2 separate regions of the Homo sapiens genome follow, and region 1 is linked to region 2. A link is an interaction called in ENCODE POLR2A ChIA-PET data of the cell type or tissue named here. Cell type or tissue: OCI-LY7. All regions are shown on one strand. Each heading gives the region's core, and the rest is flanking DNA. Links, peaks and the distances in the headings are about the cores only.

What was found. ChIA-PET counts read pairs that join two places held together with the same protein. Peaks named below come from ENCODE experiments on the same cell type or tissue, not always from the same donor. Only the 100,000 strongest peaks of a DNase experiment are listed, where the experiment ranks them.
Region 1: POLR2A ChIA-PET joins it to region 2 with 6 read pairs; 1 of 35 experiments calls an interaction of 5 or more read pairs at or near these places.

Annotation. Positions count from the first base shown.
Region 1 is chr6:40,717,209-40,722,582 of GRCh38, reverse strand. LOC105375052 (a long non-coding RNA gene) reads right to left here. Exons shown (of 4, transcript XR_926789.2): 2 at 1,682-1,798. Among named protein-coding and RNA genes, the nearest start is that of LRFN2, 130 kb to the right of the region's middle. In OCI-LY7, for the core only: no CTCF peak of the experiment used is centred there; DNase peaks (open chromatin) are centred at 2,392 and 2,772; H3K4me3 peaks cover 1,117 bases; H3K27ac peaks cover 583 bases.
Region 2 is chr6:39,812,489-39,817,862 of GRCh38, reverse strand. All of the region lies in intron 1 of DAAM2 (dishevelled associated activator of morphogenesis 2), which reads right to left. The region is part of intron 1 of LOC124901487 (a long non-coding RNA gene); the gene reads left to right. Among named protein-coding and RNA genes, the nearest start is that of DAAM2, 23 kb to the right of the region's middle. In OCI-LY7, for the core only: CTCF peaks have their summits at 2,689, 2,896 and 4,547 (motif pointing left); DNase peaks (open chromatin) are centred at 2,852 and 4,472; H3K4me3 peaks cover 1,135 bases; H3K27ac peaks cover 1,532 bases.

The sequences.
Region 1 (5,374 bases), core at 117-5,116, 900 kb before region 2:
CTGGGACTGCCTCATTGCCTTCCAAGGGTCTCCTGGCAGCATAGAACTCTGAGCATTACAGTGACCTTTGCAGAAAATTGCTCATTTCAAAAGATTTAACTGTATTTAAAGTTAACGTGGGAGGATTTTAAGCAGGGATCGGCAGGTATCATGGAGTGTAAGGATGGGCTGTGATGTGTCTTGGAGACCAACAAAGGCTGAGGGAAATAGGAGTTTGCCCATTCAGCACCTTTCCCAAGAGGGGAGCAAACAGCTGAGGTCGGAGCTCCTGGATTACACACTGAGGCCTCCCCTGCCTGAGGAATGCTCTGAGCTGAGAGAACAGGATTAAGACCCGAGCAGCAACTGTTCTCACAAGTTCTGTCCTATAAGAAGCATTATTGTCATGCAGGAGAGGAAGGTGATGAGAGGGGCAGAAAAACAGCTTATCCTGACTCTCCTGGGTCTCCAGCCTCTCCTGTACAGCCCAGTCTACTTACTGGCAGAGCAGGAGGCTGCCTGGATGTCTTTCCTGTCCCAGTGACACCTTCCTTTTTTGACTACAGGAAAATCCCAAGAAGACAAGAAAGGTCACATCATTAACCCACGAGGGTGTTAGCCTGATGGCCTCTTGGGAGGCCACTGAAAGGAAAGAAAGATGAGGTGCCCCAAAGGGAGATGGAAGGACCCCAGACAGGCTTGACGCTATGCTGTAGCTCTGGGGGGCCTCTGGGCAGCCTCTCCACTGCCTGGCAGCAGGACTTGTGGAGCAACTCATCCTGTTTCAGCCTCATGAAATCATGACTTTCAATGCCCTTCAGGGCCCCAGGGAGGAAGACGGTCTCTCAGTGACAGGAGCAGGGAGAGGAAAGCTTGACCTGTTGCCCCTGTTCCCTGGGTGGTCACTGCTTTCTGGCCTGAGGCTTTGAATCTTCAAAGCCTTTTTTAATGTGAAAGAAATGTAATTTCTTTGTCAAATCAAAAGCTCCTTAGCTGTGCAGAGGCTGCTCAGCCCAAACACCCTTGCCTTGGGCAGAGCAGAGGCCTGATGACTTGCCATGGGTGTGCTTGTGCATATTTAATTTAATTTGTATTTATGGAGCGCTGCGCTGTCTGCCTATGTGGGGCCCTGTGTGCTTGAATGCTCCCTTTTGCAGGCATCTCTGTCTGCAGGCACTCATGCATGCCTGTGTATTATGTGTTTGGCATATGTCCATGTGCCCACATGTGTAGGCCTAGCCTAGTGATTCCGGGTGGAGTGCGCTTATGTGAAGACACAAATGGATGCAGTGGTGGGATGGGAAGAAGAGAGCCGCAGAAAGCCTGTGCCTGGAGCATCTCTTGCTAAAGTGCTGAGAACACATCAGCATCTCAGAGAAGCCACTGAAGCCTGGGCCCCAGTGAATGGAGGGCCAGAAAAGCTCAGGTCCACTGAGCTGTCACCTCGCTAGAGGTCTCTGGGGACCTCAAGAGCCTAGTGCCTCTCTGTGACCTGGATCTGGGCAAAGGATTTACCATCATAGCCCCTCACCCCCTTATTATTAACTACTCAGGAACGTCCCGACCTCCTTTTCCCATCTGAGCAGTGGCTGGCAGGGTGGCTGGCTGGAGAGGGAGGAGGAGGGCATGGATATGAGGACTTTCCTGAGTAACGTGGGCAGGGGTGGAGGCTGAGGGAAATAGGAGCTTGCCCATTCAGTACCTTTCCCAAGAGGGGAGCAAACAGCTGAGATTGGAGCTCCTGGATTACACAGCCAAGGCCTGGCCTCCTCCATCTGACTTGGATGCCTGATCTGAAGATGGATCTTGGCTGGAGGATCTGGAGAGGCAAAGCACGAGACGGTGGGGTGGACGAAAGGGCTAGACATAAAGAGACAGTTCTCATTACTCAGGAGAAAGTTGCATTCTCAGTTTTTATAATGCTCTTGAAGAGAAGAGTAAGTTTTTCTCACTTGCAGCTGGCTGGAAAGCCAGGGCTGGGTCAGGGCTCAGGGAGCAGGAATAGGCACTGAGACCTTTTTGGCTGTGGTGATAGATGGTGCTGATGAACTTGAAAGGATGCTGTGGGTGGAGTTGGGGGAGGGGTTGCCTCATCTCAGGACAGAAGGGGCAGAAGGGGATTATTGTCTGCAAAAAGTGAGGTGGGGGTGGGGAGGCCTGAGGGATCTTTCGTCTCTTAGTACCTCTTCCCTCCCTCCCTCCCTCTGTCCCTCCCGAGCTTCCTCTTCCCCAGGGTCCTTTCTCTCCCTGCTTTCTCTATCCAGGCACTCCCCAGCCCAGCTGGTCAGCCTCTCTTCTGGCTCTTGAGGTCTATGAGGGACACTGGCCACTCCTGCGGGACACACAAGACTGTCCTGCGCCTCTCTCTCTGTGATCACACTGAAAGGTTCTTCTGCTTCCTGCCCCTGGGTTGGCTAAGGGGCTGCTACGTGCTGCCTGCAGGTTTGCATCCCAGCTCCCCCTTTCAGGGACTCAGCAGTGGAGGCTGTTAAAGGCAGCGTGTAATTAACATTCTGGGCTGGTAGGTGTGCACGTACTGCAGGACTCTGAGAGCTGAGAGGGCACCTCACTCGGCATTCCCACCTCTTCATTCTCTCTCCCCAGTTTGCTTGGATTCCCATGTGTGCTCTCTTTCTGCATCTGTCTGCTCTCCTCTCTGTTATCTCCCTGTCTATCCTCTCCATCTCTCCCTGGCTCTGTGTCTCCTTCCAGCTCCTCTGGGCTCCAGATGCCTCTCAGTCTTACATAGTTAAGTGTTTTTTTTCCCACTTCCTGTTTTCCTTCCCAGAGCCTGCCTGCCTCTTTCTTTCTAAGTGCTCTGATCTTACTTTCAGTTCCTCTCCCTGTAGGTCTCCTGCTCTATCACCCTGTCTCTGTCTCTCTCTTTCTCCCCCCACGCTCCACCCCACTCTCCTATTTGGAAGGTAAGTGTTCAAATAAATGAAAAAGGTCAAACCCCATGTGCCTGGCAGTAGAAAGCAACTTTGCAACCCTGGGAGCAAGCGTGGCAGAGACTGTGTGGAACAAAAGATCCCCAATTACTGCCTCTCAGTGCCGGGCTTACTGCTCTAAAAAAAGAAGAATTCAAAGTAGGAGAGGCAGAAGGGCCTTGGTGGGGCTGTGGAGCTGGAGGTATAGCAGGCAGTAGTGGGCGTGAGAGGACTCAGCCCCAAGACACTCCAAGAATTGTTTCTACCTCTCTTATCTGGCTCCAGATTCCAAGCCTTCTCTCCATCTGAGCCACCCTATGGGCCAGCTCCACTGGCCCCACTGCATGTTCATGATGCTCATGCCCACCGGGACCTCACCCCCAGACACACACTTATGCCATTAGAATCCCCATTCTATTGCAGGCCCACAGTTCTCCAGGCCACAGCTCTGTCATGAACAGGTGTCAGGGAAGCCATCCTTACAGGCTTGAGACAGGCTTCAAATTCCCTTCTTACTCCCCTCTTTGAAATCCCCTCAAATTCAATGGCAATCTGTCTCCCAGGAACAGACCTAAATTGCATTTTAACCAATTTCTATTCTTTCCCACTTTCTCTTATCCAGTGGGTAGCGGATTGGTCGAGGATGGGGTAAAATTTACTGTTTCATGTTTCCAAAGACCACCTCTGTGAGTTATAGGAAAAGCTGGTGTGATGGTTAACATTAGGTGTCAACATGACTTGGCTAAGGAATGCCCAGATAGCTGGTAAAATGTTCTTTCTGGGTTTGTCGGTGAGGATAAGTCTGGAAGAGATCAGCATTTGAAATGATAGGCCAAGTTAAGAAGATCTGCCCTCCCCAATGCGGATGGGCATCAACCAGTCTATTGATGGTCCAGAGAGGAAAACAAACAAACAAACAAACAAACAAAAAAGGTGGAGGAAGGAAAAGTTTGCTCCCTGTTTGAGCTGGAACATCCATCTTTTCCTGTCCTTGGACTTCAGTGCTCCTGGCTCTTGGGCCTCAGGACTCAGACCAGGATTTATATTATTGTCTCCCTTGGTTCTCAGGCCTTCAGACTTTAAGCCACTCACTTTAAGCCAATGCATTACACCACTGGCTTGCCTGGTTCTCCAGCTTGCAGATGGGCAGACTGTGGGACTTCTTAGACTCCATAATCGTGTGAGCCAATTCCTGTAATAAATCTCTCTATATCTATACCTATCTATACTTCCTATTGATTCTGTTTCTCCAGAGAACATTCACTAACACAGGTGGTATAGATTTTAGAGTTAGAAGTTCAGAACTCAAATCTAGCTTTCCCTACTTAATAACTTTGTGATCTTGGGCAAGTTATTTAATCTCCTGGAACCTCAGTTTCTCTATCTGTCAAACGTGGGCTCAATAATCCCTATCTTACAGAATAATTATTGTATCTATCTTACAGATAATTCCTATTTCAAGGATCCACTTATTAGGAGCAGGCATAGTTAGCAGTCTACCAGCCCAAAAAAACATAGCAGTATTTGGAACAACAAGTAACTTATCATGGATATCAGTTTCACAGTTCACCCTTGAGTTTATTTAGGAGGTTCAAGTGGATTCCAACAGGTCATGGTGACCTATTTATACTGATTTCCGGATGAAATTCAGAATTTGGGTTCCCCTCAAGGAGGAAAACTCTTACAGTTAGTGCTATGCTATTGCTCCAAGGTCTCTGCAGGACTGGGCCTTAGGAACCAGGTGTTAGCCAGCCTGATCACTCACTCTGTTTTGGTTTCTCCCCTTCCCTGTTCCACTGTCCCATTCCTCTTTCAGTGCTTTCTTCACCTCCCAAATAAACGATATTGCACCCACATCATTGCCTCAGGCTCAGCTTCTGCAAGAATCCAAATTGAGATAGCATGATATTGCATAAAGACTCTGGGTTTTAGGATCATGTTCCAATGCTGACATGATTTAGCTGAAGGTTCTTGCCTTATTTCTTAGTCTATTTTCTGCTGCCATAACAGAATACCACAGACTGGGTAACTAAAATAGAAATTTATTTGGCTCATGGCTCTGGAGGCTGGAAAGTCCGAGAGCATGGCACTGGCATCTGGTAAAGGCCTTTGTGGTGTGTCATAACATTGTGGAAGACATCACATGGCAAGAAAGTGTGAGAGTGTATCAAACAGAGGGAGAACATTAGAATAGTGAACCCATCCTTTTTATCAGTAACTCACTGTCACAATAATGGCACTGATACATTCATGAGGGTGGATCTCTCATGGCCCAATCACCTCTTAAGTGACCCACCTCTTAATTCTGTCACAATGGCAATTAAATTTCTTTTCTTTCTTTTTTTTTTTTTGAGGTGGAGTTTTGCTCTTGTTGCCCAGACTGGAGTGCAATGGCACGTTCTCAGTTCACTGCAATCTCTGCCTCCTGGGTTCAAGTGATTCTCCTGCCTCAGCCTCCCAAGTAG
Region 2 (5,374 bases), core at 61-5,060:
TTAAATCAGTAGACTCTGAGTAAAGCAGATTACCCTCCATAATGTGGGTAGGCCTCATTTGATCAGTTGGAGGCCTTCAGAGAAAATGACCGAGGTCCCCCAATGAAGGGAACTCTACCCCTAGACTGCCTTCAGTCTTGAGCTGCAACATCAGCTCTTTCCTGGGTCTCCAGCCTGCTGGCCTACCCTGCAGATTTTTGACTTGTCAGTCCCACAACCATGGGAGCCCATTCCTTAAAACAAATCCAGATATATGTAGAGAGAGATCCTATTGGTTCTGTTTCACTATAGAACACTGATGAACAGAAGCATCATTAGTGGTCTAGAGCTTTTAATTGTGAGGACCAGACTCCCTTTTCCTTTAGAACAGCAACTGCCAACATTGAAGACAGGGCCTGTTCTGCCAGCCTCAGTTCCTGAGGGACTAAAACAAGCAGAGACCCTCTGTTGATCCACTACCGACAGATAACATGAGTAAGAAATACACCTTTGTTGTTTTCAGTCACTGAAATTTGGAGATTGTGTGTTATTACGCATAATCTTTTACTGACTGAAGTGCTCATTGTTTATCTTAGATTTAAGACATTAGGGGGCAAGGAGAGAAACCCAGAAAAGTAATAGAATCATAAAAGGATTTTGATCCTGGCCTCCCAGAAAGACTCCCAGGCACATGGCCCTTCCTCCAGCTGCATAGTTTCCCTGTTGTGTATGTTGGGATCCTGGGAGTCTTAACCCAGAATCCAGCCACAGTTGTGTAAGTGCATCAAAGGTGCGATCTCACTGCTGAAACTTCCCTAGAAAATGTTCAGAGCTCTGCTGAGGAATCTGACCTGGGCCTAGGATGGGAAGCCCTCCAAAGAACAAAAGTTTCCACTACGGCAACAAGAATGTTAAACACGATTTTGAAAAACTTCTCAGCAAAAGAAATGTGATGATGAGTATTTATAAGCCAAAAACCAAAGGCCATTCCCTAGTTCCTGTGAGGTTTCCCGCCACACGGGGAGCGTTAACAGGACTAGAGACGGTACTGGAAACAGACCTGGATGTCCTTGGCTCCACTGCAGATGGGTTAAGTGTGGAGCCTTTGAGAAAAAGCAGTCACAAAGTGTTGATGATTCTCCTTGGAAATCAAGGGTGATCCAGAGGCTGCTGGGACTCCTCCATACCTTTCTTCTCAATGAATAAATCCAGGCCCCTGAACTTAAATACAGAGGTAAAGTGTGGGGTAGAATAAGATATAATGGACTTGAACTATTACAGGAACTATTTAGCTGAGACCAGCAGCTCTCAAAACTGGGGGTGGCTACCCATCACACCCCCTGCCCCCAGAGACATTTGGCAATGTCTGGAGAAGTTTTGTGGTTCTCGTAACTAGTAAATGTTACTGAGATCTACTGAGTAGAGGCTCGGGGTGTTAATAAGCCTCCTATATACAAAAGATAGCCCCCCCACAACCAAGAATTATGTGGCCTAGTATCAAGATTGAGAACCTGTGGCTGTGATCAAATCCCTAGTTATGAGGGTGTGAAGGTTTAGAACAAGAGCAGGAGAACATTTATAGAGCAATATGCCCCATTGCAAAAATAAATACATTGCAGTCAAACTGTGGGACCTCAGATAAGCAGTATCAGCATTACCTGTGAACATGTTAGAAATGCGCAGCCTTGGGCTCTGCCCCAGACTCCTGGATCAAATTCTTTCTCAAGTATTTACTAGAAAAAATACAACGTGTGATTCATATACCTATAGAGAAAAACCAAAACTATCACTAAAGCATCCTGAGAGGTAGCACAGTTCATGTCAGTAGGAAAAATAAATCTTCATTGCTACTCTTCTCCCTATGAGGGAGGAATCCAGCATGAGAATCAGGGTAGAAGGTCCATTCTTTAGAAGTTGTCTTTGGATTTGCAAAGTGAACTGAGGAGCAAAGTTGAGGAGTGGGGCTGGAGAGTAAAGACAGCTGAATTACTCAACATAATAAAGAGGGGGACCTGTTTGAGTGAGTTGCTTGTGAGCACCAAGGGAGAGAGGAGGAAGACCAAATGGTGTAACCTTTGGCCAATCTATTTTAGAATAAGCTTATCCAGTGCTCAATTCTGAATTGTTGTAATACAAATACCCTTGGTCTCCCCAGACCTCCATAAAGTTCACCGCATTCATGAAGCCTTGTGTAAACGGTGTGTGTGTGTGTGTGTGTGTGTGTGTGTGTGTAAACCAGGGGTATGGGAGTAATTCCACATCTGGGTCAACACAGTGCAGAAGAGTTCGTGGTTTGCATGACACCAATAAGAGTTAATGTTTCCTGTGAGCTTACTATGTGTAAGGCACTGTTAAACTGTGTTTAACAGACACAGTTTCATTGAAGGCTCACAGCTGCCCTATGGGGAATACCATGGTTATTTCATATTAGGGATAAGAGGTCTGCAGCAGAGGGAATTTATGCCACTTGCTCAGGGACACCCATACAATGAGTGAGCCTTAGAGACAGAATTGAAATCTCAGCAGTCTGGCTCCAGAGTTCATGTTAATTTCTGGGCCACCATGCTTGTCACCTAGGGGTAGTTAATAATCTTAACGAATTCAGTGGAAATAGGAACTCAGAGCCAGAGGTGATGTGAAAAATATAAGCCACCACCACTTATTTTGGAATCTCCAGACCAGCAGTTCCCAGGCTTCAGTGTGCACCAGGATCACCACGTGAGCTTGATAAGACACAAATCGCTGGGCTGCACCCCTAGAGCTTGATCCAGAAGCCTTGGGCAGAGCCCAGGGATGTGCATTTCTAAGAAGTTCACAGGTGATTCTGATACTGCTGGTCTAAGGTCCCACAATTTGAGAACCACTGCCCTCTGTTTGTGGCAGTGAGATTCAGCTAATTTATTCTGAATCTCAAAGACAGGGCTCCTCGGGTGACATCTGGTCACAATATCAATGACTGAGTGGCTCTGAATTGAATCAGGCTAATACTGAAGAGAATGGAGGAGGAGAGGGATGAGTATCCAGTGGAATTCAACCTGGAAAACTTCCTGGAGGAAGAGCCACGTGGTGAGAACAGATGCTGAGGTTACTTATTTCCTCAAATCTCCTTGATACACACTCCATACAGCAGGGCTCAGGCATTTGAGTTCCACAGAAATGGTGGGAGGGCACCCCTTGTTCTTTGGTGAGTCAATCCAGAAAGGCTTAGCAGAAAGTGAGGAATCAGGAGACATTCTCTTCCATGGAACTAGAAGCTGCCTAGGACAGTGGTTAGGAGAAAGATGAACGCGTTTGAATTGCAGCTCTGCTGCTGTGCCACATGGATCTTACTCCAGGTCCTTAGCTGTTCTAAACTTTAGTTTCCAAATCTGTAAAACAGAAAATCAGTTGTATGTGAAGTGCTCACCACAGTGCTCACCCAACGCCAACGCCAACCCCAACAAAGGCATCAGAGCTCCATCTGTGGCCAGGGAAACCAAGCCAAGGTCAAAGGGGAGGCTGGCTTTGTTACTGCTCCCAACTCACATAGGAGCTGGGAGGTTGAGGTTTAGATGCTCTTCATCTTCTGTCATTTAAAACAGGGTGTCTAATCTTTTGGCTTCCCTGGGCCACACTGGAAGAAGAAGAATTGTCTTGGGCCACACATAAAATACACTAGCACTAACGATAGCTGATGAGCGAGAAAAAAAAAAAAAGAAAGAAAGAAAAAGAAAACTTAAAAAAAATAAAACCTTGCAAAAATCTCATAACATTTTAAGAAATTTTATGAATTTGTGTTGGCCCTCATTCAAAGCCATCCTGGGCCGCATGCAGCCCATGGGCCACGGGCTGAACAAGCTTGATTTAAAAGATCCTCCATCCCACAGGGTATCAGCTGGTCTTTTAGGGCCCCTTTCCCCCAGTTCTCAGTTTCCTCTCTACCAAACAGTGGCCATGACCCTTTTCCACACCTCACTTGACTTATCTCCTCATTTACAAAGTTGGTAATACTAACCAGAAGATAAAACCACAATACAAAACTGTCTAACATCTGCACATATAATATGTATTCAACCATGCTTTTACAATGTATGTGGAGAGAAAAGACTGGAAACATTAACTGCCAAATGTTAAGTGACCTGGGAAGGCAGATTCTCCAAGTGTTGTTTGTGGCCAGGTGGGAAGCTGTGGGAAAGGGGGCAGAGGAACAGAAAGATCAAAGTCTCTTTTCAGTGCCCCGTGATGGGCTCATGAACTAATTTTATTTTTGTCTTCTGCTACTATGTATTTTGTATAATAAATCCATGTTTCTTTTATAATAAAGGAGAGAATTTTTTTTAAAAAAAGCAACTTCATATCCTCCTAAAGCTTTTCTTGATTATAACTCACTCCACACACACTCTGCTCACTCAGCTCACGTGCTTCCTCTTGGTGCCTGTCCTGTTTCTAGCCTATGAATTTGCATAACGCAGCCATAAGAGGTTGCTTTCTAAATGCTTTCGAGCAGATTTCCTATTCATTTACCTTAGATCTTCTGGTAAGCTGAGCTGCCCCAAAGAGGAGGGAGATGCTTCCTCCTAGTGGAAGAGCAGCCAGACTCATCGCCTATGATTCACCCCCACCCCAAAAACTCACTAGAGGGCTCTTCAAACAGTAAGTGGTCCATGCCAAAAGGAACTGCACAGAAAGTGGCCTGTAGGTGAGGAGAACTGTGTACACATACATACACACACACACGCACACACACACACACACACAATCTGCCTCTTCTTTCCTTCTCTCTCCAGAGGAAAATGTCATCCGGTTAGTGCCCTCAGATGAACTGGGAAGGCAAGCTCCCCGGTTGTGGTTTGTGAGGGGTGGGTGGCTGGGGAGGGGAGGTGTCAGGGAGAGCCAATCCACTTCCATCTGGCACTGAAATCTACACTTATTTTCCTGGACTGGACTACGATCCCCTTTCCCAATGTGAGGAATCGTGCTTTCTTGGTGACACACACTTTCCCCCAAGAATGCTTGGCTTTTCAATGAGGAATTCTTATATATTTGGGATTCTTGGAAACAGGACAAAGACTAATGAATTGCTGGCTCTATCCTAGGTTTGGAAACCCTCTAGAACTCACAGGAGCTGGAGGAGGACAGAGGCAGGCAGGAAAAGGGAGTTGAGGGTGTGTTTGCAACAGAGGGGAGGGTGGCAGGATTGAGATGTCAGATTAAATTGTTTGAGTTACAGGCACTCCAAAAGCTACCTGCTGACTCCACAGTCAGAGGTCACCATCCACACTAAGAATAGAAGGCTGACAGGGGCAGGGTGGGGAGGCGGGGGATACTGAGTGTTTGTGGAGGCTAGAGAGTTATAACAAAGCAGAATTCAGGTACAGTCGATTGTCAAGTTCATCATGAAGTGAAATGATTGGGG